Linked DNA regions of Homo sapiens: regions 1 and 3 are each linked to region 2. The links are chromatin loops, found by intact Hi-C in ENCODE. Cell type or tissue: GM12878. All regions are shown on one strand.

The links. Hi-C counts contacts between places; a loop is a spot of excess contacts. Peaks named below come from ENCODE experiments on the same cell type or tissue, not always from the same donor. Only the 100,000 strongest peaks of a DNase experiment are listed, where the experiment ranks them.
Region 1: a loop joins it to region 2, with 4 times the contacts of the local background. A loop is called at or near these places in 21 of 110 quality-filtered maps.
Region 3: it touches region 2 in a loop (2.8-fold over the local background); 3 of 110 quality-filtered maps call a loop at or near these places.

The regions. Positions count from the first base shown.
Region 1 is chr3:71,952,659-71,960,658 of GRCh38, forward strand. No RefSeq gene overlaps it. Among named protein-coding and RNA genes, the nearest start is that of LINC00877, 140 kb to the right of the region's middle. RefSeq lists a silencer at 3,158-3,307. In GM12878, a CTCF peak has its summit at 3,010 (motif pointing right); DNase peaks (open chromatin) are centred at 3,103 and 5,953.
Region 2 is chr3:71,872,044-71,880,043 of GRCh38, forward strand. No RefSeq gene overlaps it. Among named protein-coding and RNA genes, the nearest start is that of PROK2, 91 kb to the left of the region's middle. RefSeq lists enhancers at 915-1,451, 3,397-4,328, 5,259-6,190. In GM12878, a CTCF peak has its summit at 3,536 (motif pointing right); a DNase peak (open chromatin) is centred at 3,548; H3K27ac peaks cover 439 bases.
Region 3 is chr3:72,172,229-72,180,228 of GRCh38, forward strand. LINC00870 (long intergenic non-protein coding RNA 870) reads left to right here. Exons shown (of 3, transcript NR_038221.1): 3 at 1-2,111. Among named protein-coding and RNA genes, the nearest start is that of LINC00870, 25 kb to the left of the region's middle. RefSeq lists enhancers at 4,121-4,230, 4,821-4,950, 4,902-5,502, 5,271-5,330, 5,341-5,390 and a silencer at 5,491-5,630. In GM12878, no CTCF peak of the experiment used is centred here; DNase peaks (open chromatin) are centred at 4,433 and 5,539; H3K4me3 peaks cover 1,285 bases; H3K27ac peaks cover 2,007 bases.

The sequences.
Region 1 (8,000 bases), 81 kb after region 2:
AGTGTGAGGCATAGATCTTAAAAGTAATTGGAAGACTTTCCCGTATGCTGCTGCTAGACTAATCATAATGCCTGGGTCTGATTTTGTTGCTTTCTTGACCCAAATTTTTAGTTGTTCTTATGATCCATTACAGTGGTTCTCAAGGAGAGAGAATTATGCAGGTGTAGGGGGTGTTTTGCATTTCACAATGATAAAGATGTGCTACTGGCATTTGGTGGAGTAGGGATGGGGTTACAGAGCATAAGACAGTCTGTAATATGTGGGATTGTCCCACATTATGGATTTTTATTCTACATCCCATGTAATTTTTGTTTGTTTGCTTTGTTTTGTTTTTTTTTTTTGAGACACAGTCTCGCTCTGTCACCCAGGCTGGAGGTCAGTGATGTGATCTCAGCTCACCGCAACCTCTGCCTCCCGGGTTCAAGTGATTCTCATGCCTCAGCCTCCAGAGTAGCTGGGATTACAGATGCGTACCACTACGCCCGGCTAATTTTGTATTTTCAGTAGAGTCAGGGTTTTGCCATTTTGGCCAGGCTGGTCTCGAACTCCTGACCTCAGGTGATCCGCCTGCCTCTGCCTCCCAAAGTGCTGTGATTACAGGTGTGAGCCACTGCACTCGGCCCATCCCATGTAATTTTGAGTAGACTGAATGTTCCTGAAAACCCTATTGCAAGTTATCTGAGCTATGGTGGTTTTAGTATATGTCTGCAAGTTTGTTGATACCTCTTCCTTCAAGGCATGGAGCCTAATTCCCCTCTCCTTGAATGCAGACCAGACTTAAAGACTCTCTTCTAAGGAAAAGAATGTGGTAGAAGTGATGCTATGTGACTTTTGAGGCTAGGTTGTAAAAGGAAGAGCTTCGGTTTGTCCCTCTCTCTGGGATTGCTCACTCTGGAGGAAGCCAGCTGCCATGGTGTGAGGACACTCAAGCAGCCCTGTGGGGAAATTTCACAGGGAGAGAGGCATCCTACCAACAGCCAGCACCAACTTGCCAGTTGTGTAGATAAGCCACCTTGAAAGTAGGTCTTGCAGCCCCAGCGAAGCCATCAGATTATTCTAGACTTCAGCCTTTGAGTATTCCAGCTATGGCCCTGGACATCACAGAGTCAAGCTCTGTGTCCTGTTCCCTGTCTGAATTCTCCAGCTACATACTAGCACAATGTTTTTTTTTTTTTGCATGGGATCTTAATATGTATTATAGATTCTAGAAACACAGTGACTGTAAATCAATGGATAGTTGCACTTAGTTATGTTTGAACCTTTGCCAAAAGTTTTTCTCCGCTTCAAAAATAACATTGCCAATAGCAAATCTCCTTAAGGTATTAGAGTCACCGAAGCAATACGCCTGTTAACAGTCTACAGTTGCAGCTCTCGCCACCACAGTGATTCCTCGTGTGTGAATATTCAGCTGAATATTGCCTTACATTTTTTATATTCAAATTTTTCCATTATGAGTTGCAAACATCTGACTACTTCATTATATCTCCTAATAAATCCAGGCCTATGCATATGATATTGTAAATGACATTTCTTTCTTTTTTAGACTAGACTTGGGCCATTATACTTATTTTTTAAAATTATGCGAGTAGGTGGGTTATATTGAAAAGATGAATTTCATTTCAGGGTGGTAAAGGGGCATTATAAGATATTCATCAAGAAAAAGAAGGTGAGACATGACCAACTGCTAGTGAATATTTTATTGACTTAGGAAATGAAGATCAGTTGTTCTCTTGCCCCTCAGCAACCTTCCAGCATGATTCTTCACTGTTTCATTACGTAAGCCATCTTCTCTAGTTCAAAATGGGCCTTCTCACTATTCCCCAAACAGACTCAGCACATTTCTGTCTTAGGGTCTGCCATTTCCTTACATGAATTCCATCTCTTTTCTTTTTTGTCTTTCAAAATCCACCGATCTCTGATTTAAGTGTTCCTTCAACAAATAAAGACAGTGTGCCCCTGGAGGCCAGACCCTGTGCTGTGTCCGAAGTCTCCTGTGAAGAGACACAGGCCTTGGTGTTTCCCCAGAGCCTCCGGTCTGTCCAGGAATCTGACCCTATGCAATTACAGTGAAGCTTGATAGTGGGAAATACTGAATGCCCACATAGAGTTGGCACCGAGGGAGCTTCATGCAAGTGAAAAACCTGTTTTGAGTTCTCTGTGCTGAGTGCTCTGTGCTGTGTGCTGTAGTGTATTTTGAAATATGTCTGCAGAGAGCACAGTGGTCCCCGCCTAGTCCTGAAGAGGGTGAGTGACAGGTAGGCTGGAAGACCACCCGATGCCGAAAACCTCTCCTCTTTCCAGCCTGAATAGCTCCTTAGCTTTTAATGTTCATTTTGCATGCACTTTGCCTACTTCCTACAAATTATATTGTAGGGCTTTGCGATTAGGCACTTCCATTATCTCCCCATCTCTTGGAGCGTCCCTCTAGAAAAGGTAGTCTTGGGAACTGAAGTAGGCCTGGAAAACTGGAGAATTAGACCTGGTTTCTCTCTGGTGGCTGCCACATGTTAAAACTGGTGAATCAAGAGAGAACACAGAGTCTGTGTGACCTGGTTGCAGGTAACGGAGGCCACTTGGATAAAGACTGCGGTCTCTTTCCCAGAGGTCTCCCTGCAGCTCACCTGGTTGTAACAGCTGACAGGGTCTGACTGCCCTCTGCCAGCACGCAAGGCTCATTTATGTGTGCCCAGCACGGTGGTGTGGCCTGCAGCCCCTTCTCTCAGCACTGACTCCATTTGCATTCCTCATTACTGACCAGACTTTGAAAACCACACACGTTCATAACACATGCACACACAGCCCGTAGGATCAACCTCTCAGGGATGCGCTCAAAAACATGCTCCAAGAAACAGCCTGAAGGAGACACTGCTGAATTTTTGTCACGTTGTGAGAAAACAGATTTTCTAGAAGCACCAAGCAAGGGGAAGGTCCCTGCCCCCCATAGTTCTTTCCAGAGCAGCCTGGAATTTGGAGGGCAGCCAAACAGATGGCAGTTTCTGGCCACTTGAGGGCACTCTGGAATTCTGAGACCAGCAGGGAGCTGATGTGTTGGGCTTTTTTTTTCTTTTTTACCAGAAATGCAATCCCAGCTAGCCATCAGCAGACAATCTAGAAATTAATCCTCAAAAAGGAAGCGGTGACAAATGGGTTTTATAATGAGGACTTGAAGCCAGGCAGGGCAGAGGGCAGGCGCATCAGAGGTAAAGCAAAGGACTGCAAGTTTCACCGCAGGTGGGAAACAGTCAGCCTGGGTTTTGTTTGCCATTGCTCAGAAGAAAGAGTTCAGTTAACCCAGTGGTTCTGAACCGGGGGCGATTTGTTGCCCCACAGGGGACATTTGGCAATGTCTGGAAACATATTTGATTATCACAATGGGATGTGTGTGTGTGTGTGTGTGTGTGTTAGTTGCATCTAGTGAGCAAAAGCCAGAGATGCTACTAAACATCACACAGCGCACAGAGCAGCACCCCCAACCCTGGGAGCAAAGAATCCTGTGGTCCTGATGCCCAGGTTGAGAAACCCTGAGTTAACACAACAGCAGTTTTAAGCCCTGCCTGCTCAGTGAGCAGGAGGTCTGCATTCCAGTTCTTTCCACAGTTTCTAGCCTGTGCTGAGCTGAATGGTTTCCCAGGAAGTGGTCTAGTTTTGCAGATGCTGTCACGATTCATAGAGGAAAAAAAATTAAAAATCAACCTGGGATTTTTACTTAACCCCACCCCACCCCCACCCCAAATCCTAGGTGGGGGTTTCCCTTCTAGCAGACCCGGGGATGAAGATTGTAGTCCAAGTAGTTTATTTGGAAAGGAACCCCAGGAAATACTCATGAGGGATTGGGGGAAGTGAGGCAGGGAAGGGAAGGATGCCAGTCTGAGATGTGCCCTCCAGTAAGTAACCACTGTGGGCAACAGGGGCATGATCCTGCTGAAGTGTCCTGGGAGCCAGTGTGTAACACGCACCTGTGCTGCAGCTGTCATCAGCCATTGGCTGAGGGCTGTAGGGTAGGATGGGATGGGGAAAAGACCCTGGGGCATGCGTTCTCTGGTATTGCAGCTCGCCTTGTTAGCAGAGGGAGGGGTTCTAGCTGTTCCAGAATGCCCTCAGCAGTGGATAAGTGCTGGCCAAGGCTAGAATACTAAGGCCTGAGGAACTATGAGGGGACAGATGGCCTCTACTCTATCCTCCACCACCTCAAGGAGTGTCCCAAGTCCTATAAAGACCCACTAGTCCTCTGTTTCAGTACAACAGCTCCCTCTTTTGACTGTGCTAGGATGCACCACGGTCACTTAATAAAGGACAAGTGGACAGTAGCAATGCCACAGTGAGGACTCTAGTGTCTTGGTCCCTCAGGCAGACACCCTGTAGCATTAGCCAGTGGCAGATTGGACTACAGTGTGTACGGATCACAGGAGGAAACGTCAGCATCAGGGCTCCTGGCAGGAGCCAAGGTGAGGCATTTGGAGTTGACAGGACTCTACAAAGTCTATGTCTACCCACCTTTAATGTGTATAGGAATCAATCCCCCAGCGCCTTATGAAAAGGCAGACTTGCAGCCCAGCCAACATGGTGAGACCTTGTCTCTACTAAAAATACAAAAATTAGCTGGGCGTGGTGGCATGCGCCTGTAATCCCAGCTACTCAGGAGGCCGAGGCAGGAGAATCGCTTGAACCTGGGAGGTGGAGGTTGCAGTGAGCCAAGATCACGCTCCTGCACTCCAGGTTGGGTGACAGAGCAAGACCCTGTCTCAAAAAAAAAAAAAAAAAAAAAAAAAAAAAAAGGATAAAAGGAAAAGAAAAGGCAGACTTGGATTCAATGGGCCTAGGGTGGCTGTACTGGACTGTTCTTGGATTGCTATAAGGAAATACCGAGACTGGGTAATTTGTAAAGAAAAGAGGTTTAATTGACTCGTGGCTCTGCAGGCTGTGTAGGAAGCATGGTGCAGGCATCTGCTTCTGGTGAGGCCTCAGGGAGCTTTTACTCACGGTGGAAGGCAAAGCTGGAGCAGGCTCGTCACATGGTGAGAATAGGAGCAAGAGAGCGCGGGTAGGGTGGTGCTACATGCTTTTAAACAAGCGGATCTGTGTGGACACAGAGCAAAAGCTCACTCATCATCATCACCAAGGAGATGATGCTAATCCATAAATGAGGGATCTGCCTCCATGTTCCAAACACCTCTGTATTTGTCCATCCTCACACTGCTGATAAAGACATACCTGAGACTGGGTATTTTATAAAGAAAAAGAGGCTCAATGGACTCATAGTTACACATAGCTGGGGAGGCCTCACAATCATGGCAGAAGGTGAAAGGTGCATCTTACACGGCAGCAGGCAAGAGAGAATGAACACCAAGTGAAAGGGGTTTCCCCTTATAAAACCATCAGATCTGGTGAGACTTATTCCCACCACCACGAGAACAGTATAGGGGAAACTGTCCCCATGGTTCAATTATCTCCCACAACAGTGGGAATTATGGGAGCTACAGTTCAAGATGAGATTTGGGTGGGGACACAGGCAAACCGTATCAACCTCTTACCAGGCCCCAACCTCCAACACTGGGGATTACATGTCAACTTGAGATTTGGAGGGGACACAGGTCCAAACCATATCAGCAGGGCCTGAGACCCTGTATTTCTAACAGACTTCCAGATGATGTCCTTGCTTCTGTCAGCTGAACCAGGAGAGGAGGCCGTGGTGCAGCCAGCAACCTATCTCTGTAAGCATCCCTGAGAAACTGCCTAAGGAGATCTCAGAAGAAAGGGAATGGCAACTCTAAGTCTGCAGTAAGAGACATGATGTGATTTCTCTTCTCATTCTATGCAGGCTGTCATACCTAATTTCCTTTTGTTTTTCCTCAAAGGACCTTCCTCTCCTCACCAATTTATAGGCTGTGGGTCTCAAGAAACCTGGATCTTCCCTGTCTGAAAGCATTTGAGAGGGCTGGGATTTAGCTCTGAGAGTCTGGGCCCCAAACATTTTGATATGTGTATCAAGAGTTCTGCAACTTTCAGCTTCCATTTCCTGCTCCCTGATCTCAGGCAGCTTTCACAGTTAGATGCTAAGTGAAACAAGAGAGGAAAGAAGAAAACCGAAGAAGGGCAGCTCATAGGTTAGGTCACAGACAGTGTGAAGCCTAGTGTGCAGGCCAGTGAGTCAAGTGTGGAAGGATGTCAGTGTCTAGACAATTTCCATTCATTTGCACAGCAAACCTTTATCGCACATTTATATGTCAGGCATTGTTCTAGGTGGTAGGGTTAAGATATTGAACAAAAGAAACAAAATCCTTGCCTTCAAAGAGTTGACATCTGAGAAATACAAGTAAATTCTAAGCCCCTCAACTGACTGAACGGACCCCCTCTTGGCCAAAGGGACCTCTGAGAAACCTTGAAAACTGAGTTCCCAGCATGATAGGAGGTTGGACATGCCTTATTTTACCCCTTCCCTTGCTAACCATCATTAGGCTTGCTTTCTTAAGAGTTAACCAGAGAGTGGTGGGGTGGAAGGGGAGGGAGAGCATTAGGACATATACCTAATGCATGTGGGGCTTAAAGCCTAGATGATGGCACATGTATATCTCTGTAACAAACCTGTACTTTCTGCACACGTATCCCAGAACTTAAAGTAGAATTAAACAAAAGTGATTTATAGACTACCGTGACAGTATTACAGTATTCTGAATTTGACTATGTATTTACTTTTACTAATAAGATTTATACTTTCATATGTTTTCATGTTGTTACTTCAGCATCTTTTTATTTCCACTCAAAAAAACTCCTTTTAGCATTTCTTATAAGGCAGGTTTAGTGGTGATAAGCTCCCTCAGCCATTTTAAAAATAAATTTTATCATTTATACTTGAGGTTTACAACATACATGTAGATAGTAAAATGGTTACTACAGTGAAGCAAATTAACATGTTTATCCTTTCACATAGTTACACTTTTTGTAACAAGAACAGCTAAAATCTATTTAACAAAAATCACGAATTCAATACAATTTTATTAACTACAGTCCTCAAATTGTTCATTAGACCTCTCGACTTGTTTACTCTGCATATCTGCTACTTTGTATTTTTGATTTACATCTCCCCCTTTCCACTGTTTTATTCTCTATATCTGTGCATTTGACCTTTTTTGTTTTTAGATTCCACATTAAAGTGAGATGCAATTTAAAAAAAAAAAAAGAGTTAACCAGAAACCAGCACTTTCAAAAGACTTGCTCTACCTCCAATTTAAACCACTGACTAGCTTCTCTTCCTGATAAGAGACTACCGATCATGGACTGGTTCTGGCTGGGTTACAGGGACTGTATACAGGATGCCTCTGTGTCCTCTGTTTACACCTTTTGACATATAGGGCTGAATTTTCATGCATTTAAATGTCAAGTCTCTATCTCAAAGTGAACATGGGATGTATATAACATGCATGTTTGCTTACTACACCGTCATGCGCATTCATAGCCCCTCCTATAGTCTGTTAAACATATCTACTTAACCAACCCTTTTGGCATAAAGTCCAAATTCAGTACCCTGCTTTTGGTTTCTGCTCAAGGCTATACTTCCCAGCCTGCAGGCTGCAACCCTTTATAAGGAATAAAGCTGAGTAGGGGGTACAAGATGGGTGGGAGTGTGGAGTTGCAATTAAAATAAGATGGTCAGGGAAGACCTCATTAGGAAGGTGACATTTGAACCAAGCCTTGAACAGGGTGTTAATATGGAATTTTAACTTACTTAATTTTGTTTAATTACATTTTAATTTAGTACAGAAAAATAATTTTGTTGTTTTTCTTTTTTTTCCTTTGCTGTGCTCCCCTGAAGGATGGAGGGCAAAGAATTTCTCTCTCCTCACAGTTTGAGGATTTAAGCTCATGCTGCCCTGGAGGAAAGACGAAGCAGTTTTTCAGTTGCTAATGAATTAGCCATCAAGGTTTACTGTCAAAAGATAAGAGAAGTATCTCAGAGGGAAAGAAAAATAGGGGAAGATTTTCTCTAGAAATAAAGGAGGTCT
Region 2 (8,000 bases):
GAAGAAAATACTTATCCAGAATGTGTTATTTATATATTTTCAGTGCTCAAACATTCAGGAAAAACATAATGTGTTGTTTTGTAGGGAAAGCTGAAAAGGAAAAAAAAAATTAAAAAGGGAAAAAGTAAGTATTGCCTTAAGCAGGGGTTCCCAAACTTCAGTTTCTATAAGAATCATCTGGAGAATTTTTTAACTTTTGTTTGTTTGTTTGTTTGTTTTTTGCTAGACTTCACCCATCCTCATTCTTTGAGAAATTACTTGGCTGGAACAGAAAAGGTAAGTTTTCTCAGCTGCATAGGTAGAGACACGTGTTCTATAATGCTAGATCAAGACCACACTGGACTTGTTCCAGTAAATCAAAGAGAGATGCTTCTGGTTTCAGTTAAGTCATTAGAACAAAAATCTTCCTTCAGAGAGTTTACATTTGCAGTGCTTAGGCTTGTAAAATGAGACACATAAATAAACCCTCCTCCGACCAGCAAAACAAAAGTATTTTTTTCCTCTTCACAGATTGAAGTAGTTCAAGTGAGAGTCTCTGAGTTTTCCTAGGCAATCACCAAAGAACATTAGCCTTTAAAAATAAGCTGATGATTAAATGACTTGCTCCAAGTTATTGGTGGAATATAAAGTTTTTTAGATTGGTTGGTTTTTGTTTTTTGGGGGAGGCAGGGAGAGGAGATGCCATTGTGTAGAAGCAAGCAAACATGGCATTTTGGATTCTGGAAAATAATGTCAAAAGCATAACTAAGAAAGCCCTTTCTTTCCTATAGTTTCAGTTTCATATTAGCCTACCTTTAAAATTGTGTTTTTAAAGTAACGTTAAAGGGGTCATATCTGATTTTTCATAGCCTTTAAAAAAAAAAAAAAAAGAGAGAAGAAAAGTAAAATAAACTCCTGGCATGCTTATAGTTCCATTATCTCCCTAATTACCCTAAATTTTAATATTCTAATTACTCTAAATTTTGGAATGATGCAAATTAAACTGTTACCTAACTTGTTGACCTTGTAGAAAGAGTGGAAAGGGAACAAGAGCTGGATATTTTGATTCCAGAGGCACTGGTTTCATCACGGTTTTAGGCAGGAACCAAAAGTACCGCACATCAAAACAGTAGCTGTTTTCTTCAACCCACACGCGCACACTCAGGTCAAGTATTCTGAACCAAAGGCACAGGTTGACTCTTGAGAGCCGTGGGCCCCTTCACCAGCCTGAGGGGATGACTTGGGAATTTCAAACATCCGGGATTGCCACAGCATTATACCTCATCTAAAGTAGGTCCCTCTTTGTAGGATGAAAAGAAAAGCGCTTTTCTTGCACCTTTCACCAGAGGAAGTGGATTTGGCTCAGCAAAAGGGCAGACTGCCGATGGGACCAGAGGACTCCCAGGCCTAACCTCTACTTCGAGAATGGGAAAACCCTGGCCAGCAGGCCTGATCTAAGAGCTATGTTCAGAAGCACAACAGAGTACAGCCACTTTGGAAAACCATCTGGCAGTTTCTTACAAAACTTACCATGCAATCCAGCAATTGGGTTCTTAAGTATTTACGCAGTGAGTTGAAAACTTATGTCTACACAAAAACATGCACACAGATGTTTATTGAAACTTTATTCATAATTGCCAAACTTAGAAGCAACCAAATGTGGCCGGGTGCAGTGGCTCACGCCTGTAATCCCAACACACTGGGAGGTTGAGATTGGCAGATCATTTGAGATCAGGAGTTTGAGACTAGCCTGGCCAAGGTGGTGAAACCTTGTCTCTACTAAAAATTCAAAAATTAGCCAGGTGTGGTGGCAGGCATCTGTAATCCCAGCTACCCAGGGGGCTGAGGCAGGAAAATCACTTGAACCCGGGAGGTGGAAGTTGCAGTGAGCTGAGATCACGCCACTTCACTCCAGTCTCAGTAAGAGTGAGACTCCATCTCCAAAAAAAGCAGCAGCAACCAAGATGTCCTTTAATGGGTGAATGGATAAACAAACTGTGGCACATCCATTCAATGGGATATTATTCAGTGATAAAAAGAAATGAGCTAGTAAGCCATGGAAAGATATGGAGAAACCTTAAATGCATATTATTACGTTAAAGAAGCCAATCTGAAAAGGCTGTATACTGTATGATTCTAAGTATATAACATTCTAGAAAAGGCAAAACTATAGAAATAGTAAAAAGATCAGCGGCGGCCAGGGGCTGGAGGAGAGGGAAGGATAAATAGGTGGAGCACGGGCTCGGCGCGGTGGCTCACACCTGTAATCCCAGCACTTTAGGAGGCTGAGGTGGGCAGATCACCTGAGGTCAGGAGTTCGAGACCAGCTGGCCAACGTGGAGAAACCCATCTCTACTAAAAATACAAAAAACTAGCCGGGTGTGGTGGCAGGCACCTGTAATTCCAGCTACTTGGGATGCTGAGGCAGGAGAATCGCTTGAACCTGGGAGGCGGAGCTTGCAGTGAGCCGAGATCATGCCATTGCACTCCAGCCTGGGTGACAAGAGCAAAACTCCTGTCTGAAAAAAATAAAATAAAATAAGTGGAGCACAGGGGATTTTTAAGGAATGGAGCTATTTTGTGTGATTCTGTAATGGTGGATATATGACATCACGCATTTTTCAAAACTCAGAATGTTCATCACCAAGTGAACCCTAATGAACCCTAATGCAATCTATGAACTTTAGTTAAAAATCATGTTATCAATATTGGCTCATCAATTGTAGCAAATGTTTCATGCTGATGCAAGATGTTAGTAATAGGGAAAATGGCTGTGTGTGCATATGTGTGGGTAGGCGTGAGAGCATATATGGGAACTCCCTGTACTTTCCACTCAGTTGTTCTGTAAATTTAAAACTGTTCAAAAAAAAATTAAGTTTCCTAATTCAAAAAACACACACAAAACACATGTGAAGGGCCTCTTGCCCTGGCCAGGTCCCCGGGCCCCATTGCAACATTTCGTGGATTTGGCTTAGTTTCCTGATGGTTTGCACCCTGGGTTTTCTGAACTTCAAAGGACCCTGGCTACCTGAGGTGTTCATTCCTACCTGTTGCCTGTCTTGACCATCTTCAAAATCACCTGCAGTGATAGACAAGCTCTGCCCACACCAGGAATGTTTCAGCTTCTCCCACAGGTTTACCCATAGTACCTTGAGCCTTTGTGTCTCTGAGTGACAATTTCCTCATCCATAAAATGGACATAACGACACAATCTGTCTTTACACTTGTTCTCATGCAACCCACCTGTACCAAGTTCCTTCCTTGTGCCAGGCACTGTTCCAGGCACAAGGGCTGCTGCTGTGAAGAAAAGAGACAAAACTCCCTGCCCATGTGGGCTTCTATTCTAGCAAATGGATTAGTAGGAAAACTCATGGAATTTCTAAAATAGTATTTGGCTCATAGCAGGTGCTTGATAAATACCAGCAACTGTAGCGGTGAGCCCACTGCCTCTACTGGGACAAGAGCTATCATTCGGGGCTTGGCAGGAAACACCTGTGCAAACCCTAGAAATGCCATCCCCAGGCAGGCTGCAGCAACTTTATGCCCCAGCAGATGGCAGCAGCTGCAGACACATCCCATGGTGGCCCTGAGCGCCTGCTAAGGGGAGGGAGGAGGGATGGGCTGATGAATGAGAGGCTCAGACTGTTATCCTCTGGATCACAACAAAATCCTGTTCTTTCCTCCTGAAAACAGAGCTCCTTATCTTATCGAGTCATCTCTAGCTTTGTCCTTTCAAAAGCAGCCACTTAACCCCCTGCAGCAGGGAGACAAATCCTTCCCAGCCCTGCAAGTCAGAACTGAGGTTTCAACTGCTGAATTTGAAAGCGGAAACCACCTGAGAATTTAGTGGGTTCAGAGGGTCACAAAGTCAAAGGCCTCTAGGGGCCAGGTAGGGAATGATTGCATGAGCAGGAGGAAAGAGGAGAATTGGCTGAAAGGCTAAAGATGCCTCGCAAAGCTCTTCCTGGCTCCACCGGATCACCCCAAATGCTGGGAGGAGCCAGATATCTGGACTGTGATGTGATGTCACCCCATTTTTTTTTTCTTGAGACAGGGTCTTACTCTGTTGCCGAGGCTGGAGTGCAGTGGCACGATCATGGCTCACTGCAACCTCCGCCTCCCAGGCTCAGGTGATCCTCCCACCTCAGCCTCCAGAGTAGCTGAGAGTACAGGCACATGCCACCATGCCTGGCTAATTTTTGTATTTTTCTTTTTTGTTGTTTTTATAGAGATGAGGGTTCATCATGTTGCCCAAGCTGATCCTGAACTCGTGGGCTCAAGCAATCCACCCACTTCTGCCTCCCAAAGTGTTGGGATTACAGGCGTGAACCACAGCCCCTAACCTGTTGCTCCATTTTCAGAGCACAGTGTTGGCCCAAGAACTTCTCTGACAATTGGATTTGGCCTGAGCTCTTTAAGTTGTGACCCCTGACACTTCACTTGAGCTATTTCCAGATAAATTACACGTCCTGATGGAAGCCCAAAGAGGAGTGTTTATTTGCTGAAGGCCACCCTTTGAGTTGGGCACAGGCCAGAGTTAAACTGAGTTCCCTTTGCTGGTTCTGCTTGTAAAGCTGCAACCCTCTGCCATTAAGTGGGGTGTGTTTATGTGTGTGTCTGAGAAGAAAAGCGAAGTGGTAAAAATATGGAGTGTAGCCTGAGATAACTGCAACTGGTATTATTACTTCTCAACTATAGATAATAACAGCACTAACAATGCTGAACAATTGATTGGGCATAGGTGCCAGGCACTGGGCTGAGAGTACTTTCCATGGATTAACTAATTGCATCCTCGTACCCAGCCCAGGAAGACATTGTCATTATCCCCGTGTCATACAGGTGGAAAGGAGGGCATGGAGTGATCTTCCGAGAATTGCTGAGCTGGAAGTGGTAGGATCTTAATCCTTTTGCTTTGACAAGGGAGTGATCAAAGGAGAGCTCTCTTCCTGGCCTCTTGGCCCAGGGGCCACCCCAGGGAGGAGACTGGAGGGATGGTACCCTGAGATGGGGGTGCTGTAGGAAAGGGTTCACAATCCAGACCCCAAGAGAGGGTTCTTGGATCTTGCCCAAGAAAGAATTCAGGGCGAGTCAGTAAAGTGAAAGCAAGTTTATTAGGAAAGTAAAGGAACAAAAGAATGACTTCTCCATAGATAGAACAGCCCTGAGGGCTGTTGGTTGCCCATTTTTATGGTTATTTCTTGATGATATGCTAAACAAGGGGTGGATTCTTCGTGCCTCCCCTTTTTAGACCCCATAGGGTAAACTTCCTGATGTCGCCATGGCATTTGTAAACTGTCATGGTGCTTGTGGGAGTGTAACAGTGAGGACGACCAGAGGTCACCCTCATCACCATCTTGGTTTTGGTGGGCTTGGGCCGGTTTCTTTACTGCAAAGTGTTTTATCAGCAAGGTCTTTGTGACCTGTATTTTATGCTGACCTCCCATCTCATCCTGAGACTTAGAATGCCTTAACCGTCTGGGAATGCAGCACAGCAGGTTTCGGCCTCATTTTACCCAGCTCCTATTCAAGATGGAGTTGTTCTGGTTCACGCGCCTCTGACAGGGGGAGCCAGGACCCAGGCTTGCTGGGAAGGGGTTTGGAGAGAGCGTTTCCTCCCCACCTGGCCTGCAGGCATCACAGCTGACAACTTTCTACCTCTCTGCATCCTCAGATAACCTTCCTGGGGAAGGTGACAAATGACACAGGAAAGAGAAACAGGCCTAGACCAGGAAAACTGGGAGGAAGGGTAAGAAATTTGCTCTGGCTTCCTGACAGAGACCGACCCCAGATGGGCCCTGGGGACTCCAGTGAGGCAAGGGGGTCCTCTGGGGAGCTTCAGAGCCTGCTAGAAGTGAGTGGAATGCCTGTTGGTTCTGCCAGGACACTGGTGACACAGCATATGGACTAGAAGCAGGAGGGTAAGGGCAGCCAGCACCAAGTCTCTTCCCACCCCTCTCTGCTCAAGATTCTTCCAACGTCCTCTTACAATAACTCGCTCCCCGCTCTCCTGCCTCACATTCAGACATAAACTCAATATTCAGTGCTTTTCTAGTATTTTCTAGCTTGCCAGAACTCTCAGAGTTGTAATGCTGTATCTGGACTCTCCCTTCTCAGTATTTACTAGTTTATCGCTTAGGTAAGTCTCGTAACATCCCCGAGCTCACTTTTCTCATCTGTAAAATGGGATAACAATACTTACTTTACAGGTTACGGTTCTTGTGAATTTTCCCTCCAGGGTAAGATTTGCACTTTAATAGAATTTTTCAATGCCTTAAGTTGAATGAATGATGAATAGAGGGGGCTGCAGCAGAAACCAGGCTGCCAGTGCACATGTGCAGCTTGGAGGTGCTGCGGTGCTGATGCCGAGGAAAACTAGGACACAGAACACGAGACACCGTCATTTGGAATCACTTCTTCTCTCCTTTACCTTCTATACACACACCCCTCAAACCATCAGAGTTAGAGATGCCTTGAGTCAGGACTGTGCTTTTCCTCTCCATATTTCCCGATATGTAAAATGAAATCATAACAACCATCATAGCCATGTCCTAGGGTTGTGATTGTGAGGACTGAATGAGTTAATGCACATAAAACCCTCACCGCAATGCCTAACACCTAGGAAGCACTATATATGGGTTACTTGCATAATTACTGGGTTGGCCTTAAGTCTCAGTTCCTACAAATGTGAGCTATTAGTGAACGTTATTCCTCCTGTTCAAACTTGCATTTGAAGATATACGTGTGTCACATTTCCTGAAATCTTGAAGGTCTCTCAAACGTCATTTACATTTGGATTCAGAGGGAACTATACTTAATCTATGCACTATTGTTAGCATAAAGCAGCTTGCTGCATTGGGAAAGACACAGGGGCAGATGATTCAGAGCTTGCTGACCTTGGAGCTGTGTGACCTTGGACAAGGTGAGAAACAGGAATAATTCATGGAGTCTTTTAAGGGTCAAATGGCATCATGGATGTGAAAGGTAAAAACCTTAAGAAAAGAGTAGAAAGCTCTTATTACTAACACTGCCAAGTGGATTCCTAGGAAGTGGGACGAGGGGATTTTCCCTGCTTCTGCTCCCTAAACTCAGCATCTCATACATCAGTAGATGTGGGTGGGGTGACTGGCCCGGGATAGCACACACGGCTGCTTAAAGCTGGCCCGTGGAGATGTTTTGGCTTAAGGATCACAGCATGGAAGGGAACACATATGGCCTTTTCTTGCTGAGAAAGGAAGATGATAAGCCTTATTCTTGTTCTACCACATCCAGCCACAGTATGGAGCAGTGGGACGCCGGGATATTTTAATGGGAGCAGGGTATCTCTTAGCAACCCGCGTCTTTGCTTCATTCTGTGGAATTCCTGAACCTCTCCGCACTGAAGTTTTCTTATCGGTAGAATGGGGATACCACACATATAGGGTATTGGAAACATTAAATGCAATGATGCTTGTAATTGATGAGCAGAGTACCTTCAATAGCATGTGGGAGCAAATGGTAGCTATGAATCTGGGACAGTGTTGAGCACAGAATGAACGAGAAACCTTTTGTTATAGTACCAAGGCTCAGAAGAGCTTAGTTTGTATTTGGATCTGATTCTTGGGCAAGACACTTACTTAGCATCTCAGTTTCCACAACTATGAAATAACCAAATCAGAATTTCCTAAAATGTTTCTGCAAAATATCTAAAAATAAGGGATGGCCCTTTAGATGTCCCATAAAGAGGATGCTGTGGCCATGAAGTCTGAGGAAAAGCTCCATCATCTCTTGTTCAGAGATTTCCAACAGGGGTGGGCATTACCAGGTCCAGCACAGCTAGCCTGTGCCAGCTCACAAGATTGTTACAGTTTCAGAAATTTTGTGAGCCGGTTTTTAAACACAGCCATCATTAAAAATTAAGTTACATAAACGGACAAATCATATTAAACACAAATATAGTAAAGACTCAAAACTTTTCACTTCCTGTGTTACTACATTTCACTAGTATCTATGCTTTTGAGGACATGATGTTTATTGTATCTGTA
Region 3 (8,000 bases), 300 kb after region 2:
ACTGGCCACTGCTGATCTGCGCCTAGAAGACAACGTCTCAGTTGTTAAGGCTTTTGTTGGCCTGCTCAGGAAGCGATTCTTTTTGCCTGCAAATTATTGTAGGTTCCTGAGGGAACCGTGCCAGTCCTTGCCCTTTAGCTGCTCTGCTCTGTGCTGGGCTTGTGGGGTGAGAGAGGAGACAGAATAGGGAGAAGGAGGAGAGGGGAGGCTGTACCTTGTAGGTGGATATTTTAAGGCTCTAATGTTAGCTGTGGTTGGAATTGACCAAGGGAGGCACTAGCAAGAGGTTGGAGGGCCGGAAGAGGAAAGAAACCAGAGTTTCTCTCCAACTCCTCTCTCTCTTTCTCTGCCTCAGATGGTCAAAATTTTAAGGAGACAGAATCCAACAGGGCTGGGATTAGGATGAAGTGAGTGAGGCTGAGCTGTGCAAATACGAGGTCAGATCCTGACCTTGTTCATCATGGAATTTTTGCATTAATGTTGATATTTTTTAAATATTGTGTTGAAATATTTATCTTGATTACTGAGCTTTTTGACATTTCCTTAGACTTTATCCCAAAGCAAGAGCCTTGCTTGTTTCACCCTGGTCCTGGCCTTGCCTTCCAGTGTGTCGGACACATTTACGCACAGAGAAAAATAGGCAATCCAAATGGTCCAACTCTATTGGATATTCTCTATGCTGCTTTCATTCACTCAATAATGTGTAGCTGAGCACTTTTCTGTGTCAATGAATATAGTTCCACATTATCCTGGGCTTGAAGGATGTGTTATCAAATATTTTACTAACCCCCCACTGATGCATCTAGCAGGATCTGTCCATGCCCTGCCCATATCTCTAACATTTCTATGTGCTCCAGCCAAACTCCACTGCCAGCTCTGCATTTCTGAGTGGAAAGTCTCGTTTCAGATCTGCAGAATGCCATGCTGCCTATCATTTCAGCAGGGGAAACTGCCATAGAATTAACATCTGCCAGGAATAGCTCTTGACCAATGACTAAGGGGGGACTGGTGTGTAAATACCCCAGCTCCCTTGCCCATTGGGTGGGACAACTCAGGTGTGTGCTGTACACTATATCCCAGAGCTCTCTCCATGGGTACAAGCTCCAGTTGCCCACAGTAGTGCTTGGCTTAATTACCTGCCTTGATTGGCTGCCTGTCCTTCTCCATATCACTTTTCCTTTCCCTCCTGGGGCTGTCTACAACCCCAACCCAGTAACAACTGCACTTGAATCTTTGTCTCAGGATCTGCTTCCGTTAAGATGGACATTCCGATTATTTTGAATTTTTCAGTGTTAACATGTTCACCACCCATATGGATTTTGGCATATTAATAGCTGCCACCCCCTCCTTTGGGGATGTGGTCCATACAAAGCAAGGGTAACAGAAGAAGGTAAAGTAGAGAAAAGAGACAGAAACTCTGAAATGCTACCATGCATCTCAGAGTTATGTCCTATAAAATGAGCCTTTTCAGTATGTGCTGTGGCATCAAAAGTGTTGAGAAGCATTGTTCTCACTGGTCAGGCTGTGCCTTCACCTCTGTAGCTCCAATGAGTGACACATAGTAGATAATGGATAAATATGTGTTGCATGAATAAAGGGAGGAGTAATTGGTTCATGCTCTGAGCCTCTGCCAAGCTGAGTATATGAGACCTTTTGATTTACCTGAGCAATTGAGCATCTGTGCCTCAGGACTCTCTAGTTCTACCATCAAGACAGAGAATGGTGTGATACTCAGGTTAACAAGGTGAGTCCAGGAGTGTTGCCCTGGAGGCATAAAACAGGGGCCCAGCCTTTGGAGATAAAGCATGCTCTGGTCCTAAATGGCAGCAGGAGAAGAATCTTCCCAAAGTGAGAGTCAGGCCACAATACCTCCCCTGGGAGGACGTCTGTGCCTGTGTATGTTGGAGAGAGAAGGAGCTTTTTCATCCCAAGTGAGTAGAGAGGTTACATCCTCTGACTGCTTCCCCCTCTCTCTGTCTTTCTCTCTCTCCTGCTGTGAAGGCCAAGTATGACTTCACAGAATCCCTAAGCTCCATAAATCAGTTCTAGATCCATCCCTTGCAGCTGTAATGAAAGCAGGATTTTAATAAAAACTGGATACTTCTACTGTTTCAATTGCTATCAGTTGACTCTAGAAGCATTTTTCTAAGATGAGGAAGGAAATCTAGTTATTCCAAGAGCCGACAAGGGAAGGCTGTAACTTTTCCGGAAATGTCCTCATAGAAGCCCTGGCTTTTGAGTACATAACACTCTCTCCCCCACCACCACCCAGCTGCCAACCCAGATCAAGGTTGACTTTGTTCACATAGTCTTTGTAAATGGCTTGTCCCAGACAGTGACCCATCTGATCATGTCTGAGCTACCCCACCTCTTTTCCCCTGTCTCCTCCCCACACTGAAGATTCCTGCTCTGTCCTGTAATTCCCTTGGAGAACAGATGCTCCCATTCCAGAACCACCGATACTGCTGGGAGTTTGTATTTCAAGGGACAGCAGCCCCTTTGGGAGGAGCCGAAATGGTGGTCAGCCTTCCACTGTCACTTTGAAAGGTATAACATTTTATTCCCTGAGTTTGTATGCCTCCATTTTGACTCATCTTCTCTTCATTTCTGTCAGCATATTTATCTGTACTTCTGTCCACAGTTAAATCTTTGCCCATAAGGAGTTCACCTTGGAAATGACAGCGTGACCTGACTTCACACTAAACATCCTAGACCATGCACACAGACGGTCCTTTTACCTGGGACTGATAAGGAAAGCCAAGCTTAGGATTTGTGTCATATGAAGGCTTATTCTCAGCAGCCTGGCTCCTTGATCTCGCCCAAAGGCAACTTTTTAGCTTCCCATAAATCATTCATTTATCTGCATTACATCATCTTTGCAGGACAACTGCATAGAAGTAACCTCCCAACCCAGCTGACCAATCTGCGCAGGTAGCAAGCGCTCCCTGCATAACTTCTTAGTGGCCTCCCTTCAGGATTGGTTCCCTACCCACTTGTATTAGTCAGCTATTACCAAAATAATGCTATGTAACAATCATCCTCAACATTTGGTGGCTTAAAATAACTATCGATTCTCTCCACTGACTGTACGGTTCAGCTAGCTCCAGGCTGAGGATCGACCTCAATCTGCTTCACTTGCTAACCAGAGTATACTCTTTTCATGGCGAATAGTGGGGATGCCAGAGACCAAGTTGAATTGCACACTTCAAGCCTCTGCTTATGTTGTAGTTGCTTCTGTTCATTGACTCAAGCAAGTCACAAGGACAAGCCTCAAGTTGGTGGGGCAGAGGAAGTATCCTCTTCCCTAAATGGGCAGGGAGAAGAGTGAACGTTTGCTGAACAATAAGATTATCAATCACACTACCCCTCTAGCCTCATCTTGAGCCCTCTACCCCTTAATTCCTGTTTAGCCAGTCAAAATGTACTGGGCAGTCTCTAGCCTCAGGACCTTTGCATATGCTGTTCTCTCTGCCTGGAAGTCTCTTTCTCTTCCTAGTCCTCAATTACTCCTTCTGATTCTTCAGATTTATGTCTCCTTACTTCCGCAGAGAATTCTGCCCTAATCCCAAGACCAGGTTGAGCCTACACTCTGTACCAGGCACTGCCCTTAGTCACTGCCCAGCTTCCAGGAAGCCGCTCCATTCATAGCACTCTGAGAAAGCTTCCCATTTTCATGCTTTTGCTCCCTCTATCTGTGATCTCCTGTCTTGTTGTTGTTGTTGTTGTTGTTGCTGTTGCTGTTGAGACAGTATCTTGTTCTGTTGCCCAGGCTGGAGTGCAGTGGCACAGTCATGGCTTACCATAGCCTCAACTTCCTGGGCTTATGATCCTCCCACCTCAGCCTCCTGGGTATCTGTGACTACAGGTGCATATCATCATTCCTGGCTCATTTTTGCATTTTTTATAGAGACGGTGTCTCACCACATTGTCCAGGCTGCTCTTGAATTTCTGGGCTCAAGCAATTCACCCACCTCAGCCTCCCAAAGTGCTGGGATTACAGGCATGAGCCACCGCGCCCGGCCCATCTGTCTTACCTTTATCCATTTGGCTCCTTTGTATAATTCATAGCTCAGCCTAAACATGACTTTCCCTGAGCACCTAAAGTAACACATTACACTCTGCATAACACTTAAACAATTGACTTTTTTTGTCTTAGTCATTGGATAGTTCCACCAGCAGGTATACCCCAGTAAAGAAAGTTCTTGTCTAATTTGCCCAACCCTGTATCACCAGAGCCTGGCACACTGCTTGGCCCATGGTAGGAACTCAAATCTTTTAAAAGCGAATTGCAAATTTGGTAGTAGTGCTTCAGCAGCCCTTGTGTCTGTGAGGCTGACCTCTGCAATGTCTGGGGTCAGATCCGTCCGTTTGCGGTCACACCTCTTTTCGTAAGACAGGCCCAAGTGGTTAGTTACCTGGCTCACCATGAATATGTGTTAAGCCTCTGAAAGGCGCTCTCAAGGTTGAGTTCCCACTGGCGCAGATGTCTGTGCAAGTGGTTAGGTGACCCAGTAAGAGAGGGGAAGTGAGACAAGGAAGGGAGAAAAAGCCCTACAGGGTGTGTCTGTGGGGAACTGGGGTCCGCAGCATGGGGAGTAAAACACACCTTAGCTATCCCCATGGAGGGGCACTGGACCTGGGGTGTGTGTCCACCAGGCATGGCTGAGGGCAGCTGGGGACTGGAGGGGTAACACCCTGGAACTTCTGGCCTGGCTTGTACCAGGGGCTGGGCTGGCTGGGGCAGCCAGAGAGGACCCTCAGGCAAAGCCAGCAGTTGTTGGAAACCGTTAGGGTGGGATCAGCCTGCCCAGGAGTGAGGGGCAGCTGCCACAGGCAGAGCCTGTTGGGATCTGTGACAGAGACCGGTGGAATGAATGAGCTGACATCAGGGAGAGGACAGTGGGGTGAGGAGCAGGGCGGTCAGGCGTGGGGAGAGACAGGGGCCATGCCGAGGCCAGCTTTTACAGCCGCGCCTGGAGCAGCTCAGGGGTCTTAGGAGGGAGAGGTCCTTCCGACTGACGATGACTCATCCCAGGGGTGGGCCTAGGAGGATCCCGAGCCCAGAGTCCAGGCTCAAAGCCATCGGCAGTTACTTGGCAATTTATTCCCGGTTTCTCAGAGGTAACAGCCAACGCAGGAACAGTGTGTTGCTCCCTTTAAAAAGGCTTAGAACATTCCGGAAAGAGACCTAAATTTAATAGCAGGAGAGAGGGAGGAGGGGAAGTGGTTGCAGAGCCTGGAGGGAAGCCAGGAATCCTGCCTCCTCCTCCCCAGCCGCAGAGGACATGCGGACATGTGTGGGCAGGTCCCTTCTGACCCATGGCAGGTCCCTGTTGATGGTCAGGCTGGGGATCGTGCAGGCCTTTTTGTTATCCCGGGGTCTCCTTCTGAGCTATGCTAACACTGTGCAGTGCCTATAACCAAGAAGAAAAAGGAAAGAAACAGAGGAAACTCAAAGCAGCCAGCCTCTCTGACTTGTGAGCAGCTTGGGTAAAGGACCGGTGGCTGAGCCAATTTTTAATCACAGCTCACCTGCCTAGTACCGCCCGTGAGACCAGTGACCACCGAAGCCGGGCGAGGGCCCACGCCTCCCCTCGCCGTGGTTTCTGTGGTTAACTCCGCTGCACTGAACACCTCCCCTCCTCCCCTCTTCACTTCTGCGTGTGCGCCGCGTCCAGACCGACGGCCCTAAGGCTGCTTTAACCCAAGCACTGCCGGTCCGTGGAGGTCCCCATGGACACCCTCACTGCACAGGGGTTAGGACCTTGCCTCTGGGGCCAGATGGTCTGCGTTCAGAACCTGGCTGTGCCAACCACTGGGTCCCAGTTTCTCCGAGCCCCGCTCAGTGAGAGTGTCTTCCCATAACGGGGGTGAGCCTCACGTCACCCCGTTCATCTGGGGCCCAGGGAAAGCACGGTGGTCTGTTTCAGCACTGGAGGAAACAATGTCTGTGTTGACCTCATGGAGAGATGGCTGTCCTCTCCAGGGAGGTCCCTTCCCAGAGAATTTTGAAAGGCAGTTTGACTGTTAGCAATTTTTGGTTTAGACACAACTTTAGAATCTTTTCTCCTGTGTTTCAAGTGACTTCCATCGGTGTGGTTTCTCCAGGGGTGATCCCAGGGACACCAGCTTGAGAATCACCTGGGGAAGGGGTAGGGTGGGGGGAGGAGGGGGCTTATCAAATGCAGTTCCTTGGGACCAGCCCGTTCTTTGCTTCTCTCAGAACCCCTGTGAGTAGATGGATAATCAACCTCCTTTTACCATAGATGAAACTGAGGCTCGGAGAAGTTAGGGGACATGCCCGAGATGATTTAATTAAATAATGACAGGCATATCTTCAACTGCTGCAGCCCCTGCCCTGGTCACAGGCTCCCTGTGGACCCCACCTGCTAAACATAAACAAACCCATAGTGCAGCAGCCACAACTCAAGCTGGGAGGCCTTTGTGGAGGTTGATTTTTATCTCCCCGCAGTCAGGCACAAGTGAGAATTTCATAAATAGTTCTAACAAAGCTGCCTTTCACAGCCAGCTCTTTGCACTGTAAAAAATAATAATAATAAAATAAAAACCTGATTTCAGAAACCATGTCCCCAGGCTTCATTGTTTCTTTCTGTTTTTCAACTCTTTGACATTTTACTCACAGGGGAACTTTCTCAAACACTTCATGCATCCATTCAACAAAATTTATTGAGCACCTTCTATGTGTCAGGGGCCATACAAGGTGATAGAATCAACTGCTGTGAGTAAGATGAAGGTCTTGCCTTTATGAAGCTTCTACTCAAGAAAACAAAAAGGGAAAGTGTCAGGGGAAATGAGAGCTAATAAGTAACATTAGGCAGGTGATAGGGTTTAGGACATGTTACCCCAAAATAGAGCATCTTGGCATCTGAGAAAACCAGCAGAAGCGGGAAGGTCTCTTTGACCCCAACCCTTCTCCCCTGAAGCACACCATCAAACATCATAGAATCCTCTGACCTTCTGCTGAAGTCGGTCATAAGAGCCTCATGTGGAATACAGTGGAATACTACTCATGTGGGCAGTGCCTACGTCATAAGCAGAGGAAAGGAGAGTATATGAAGCAGGAACTCAGCAAAGAATCTGAACAAACAGGCCCCCAGGTTATTATCAGTAGATCACACCCCCTTTGTCCAATCGCACTGCTCCAGGACTATCCACCTCTTCATGAAACTTAGCGTAAAAATACACAGGTTTCCCCGTTGTTGTTTTTTGCGGTCTTTCACTTCTAAAGGGACCCATGTCATATAAAACTATATTAAATAAATTTCTATGCTTTTCTCTTGTGAAAAGAAATCTTTCCTCCCCTGCACAAGGTAAGTAAGATAGAGTGTGAAGGTGGAGAGGTGTCATTTATTTTAACTCTAAAAGATAGGGACTTTTACAAAACATAACCTCAATGCCATTATCACACTTAAAAAATAACCAGGACTCCTTAATATGCAATCATGTCCCATCAGTGTTCACACCTCCCCATTGTCACGAATATTTTTGCATGCTATGAACCTTACTTAAATTCAGGTTCTAACAAATCTCTTTCAGTCTTTAGGTTCTTACCCATTTCCTTTCTTCGTTTTTGTTTCTTGCAGGTTTTTGTTGAAATGGCCAGGTCATTTGTCCCCTAGAATATCCTGTGGTATGGATTTTGCAGATTGCATGCCCATGCCATCATTTCTTCTGTTAGGAGGTGCCATTGTATGCAGAATGTGACATCTGAACAGAGGCTGGAATGAAAGACAAGGGCGGGAGCCATGCAGAAATCTGAGAGTAAGAGGGTCCCGTTCAGCTTTCATTTTTTCTTAGCTTTACTGCTCATAGTTGTGACCTCTGAAACCTCCTTCTTTTTTCATGTAAGTTCCCCTTCCCGACTATTACAAGTAACTCAGCTGGCCGGGTGTGGTGGCTCACGCCTGTAATCCCAGCACTTTGGGAGACCGAGGCAGGCAGGAGTTCGAGATCAGACCAACATGGCGAAACCCTGTCTC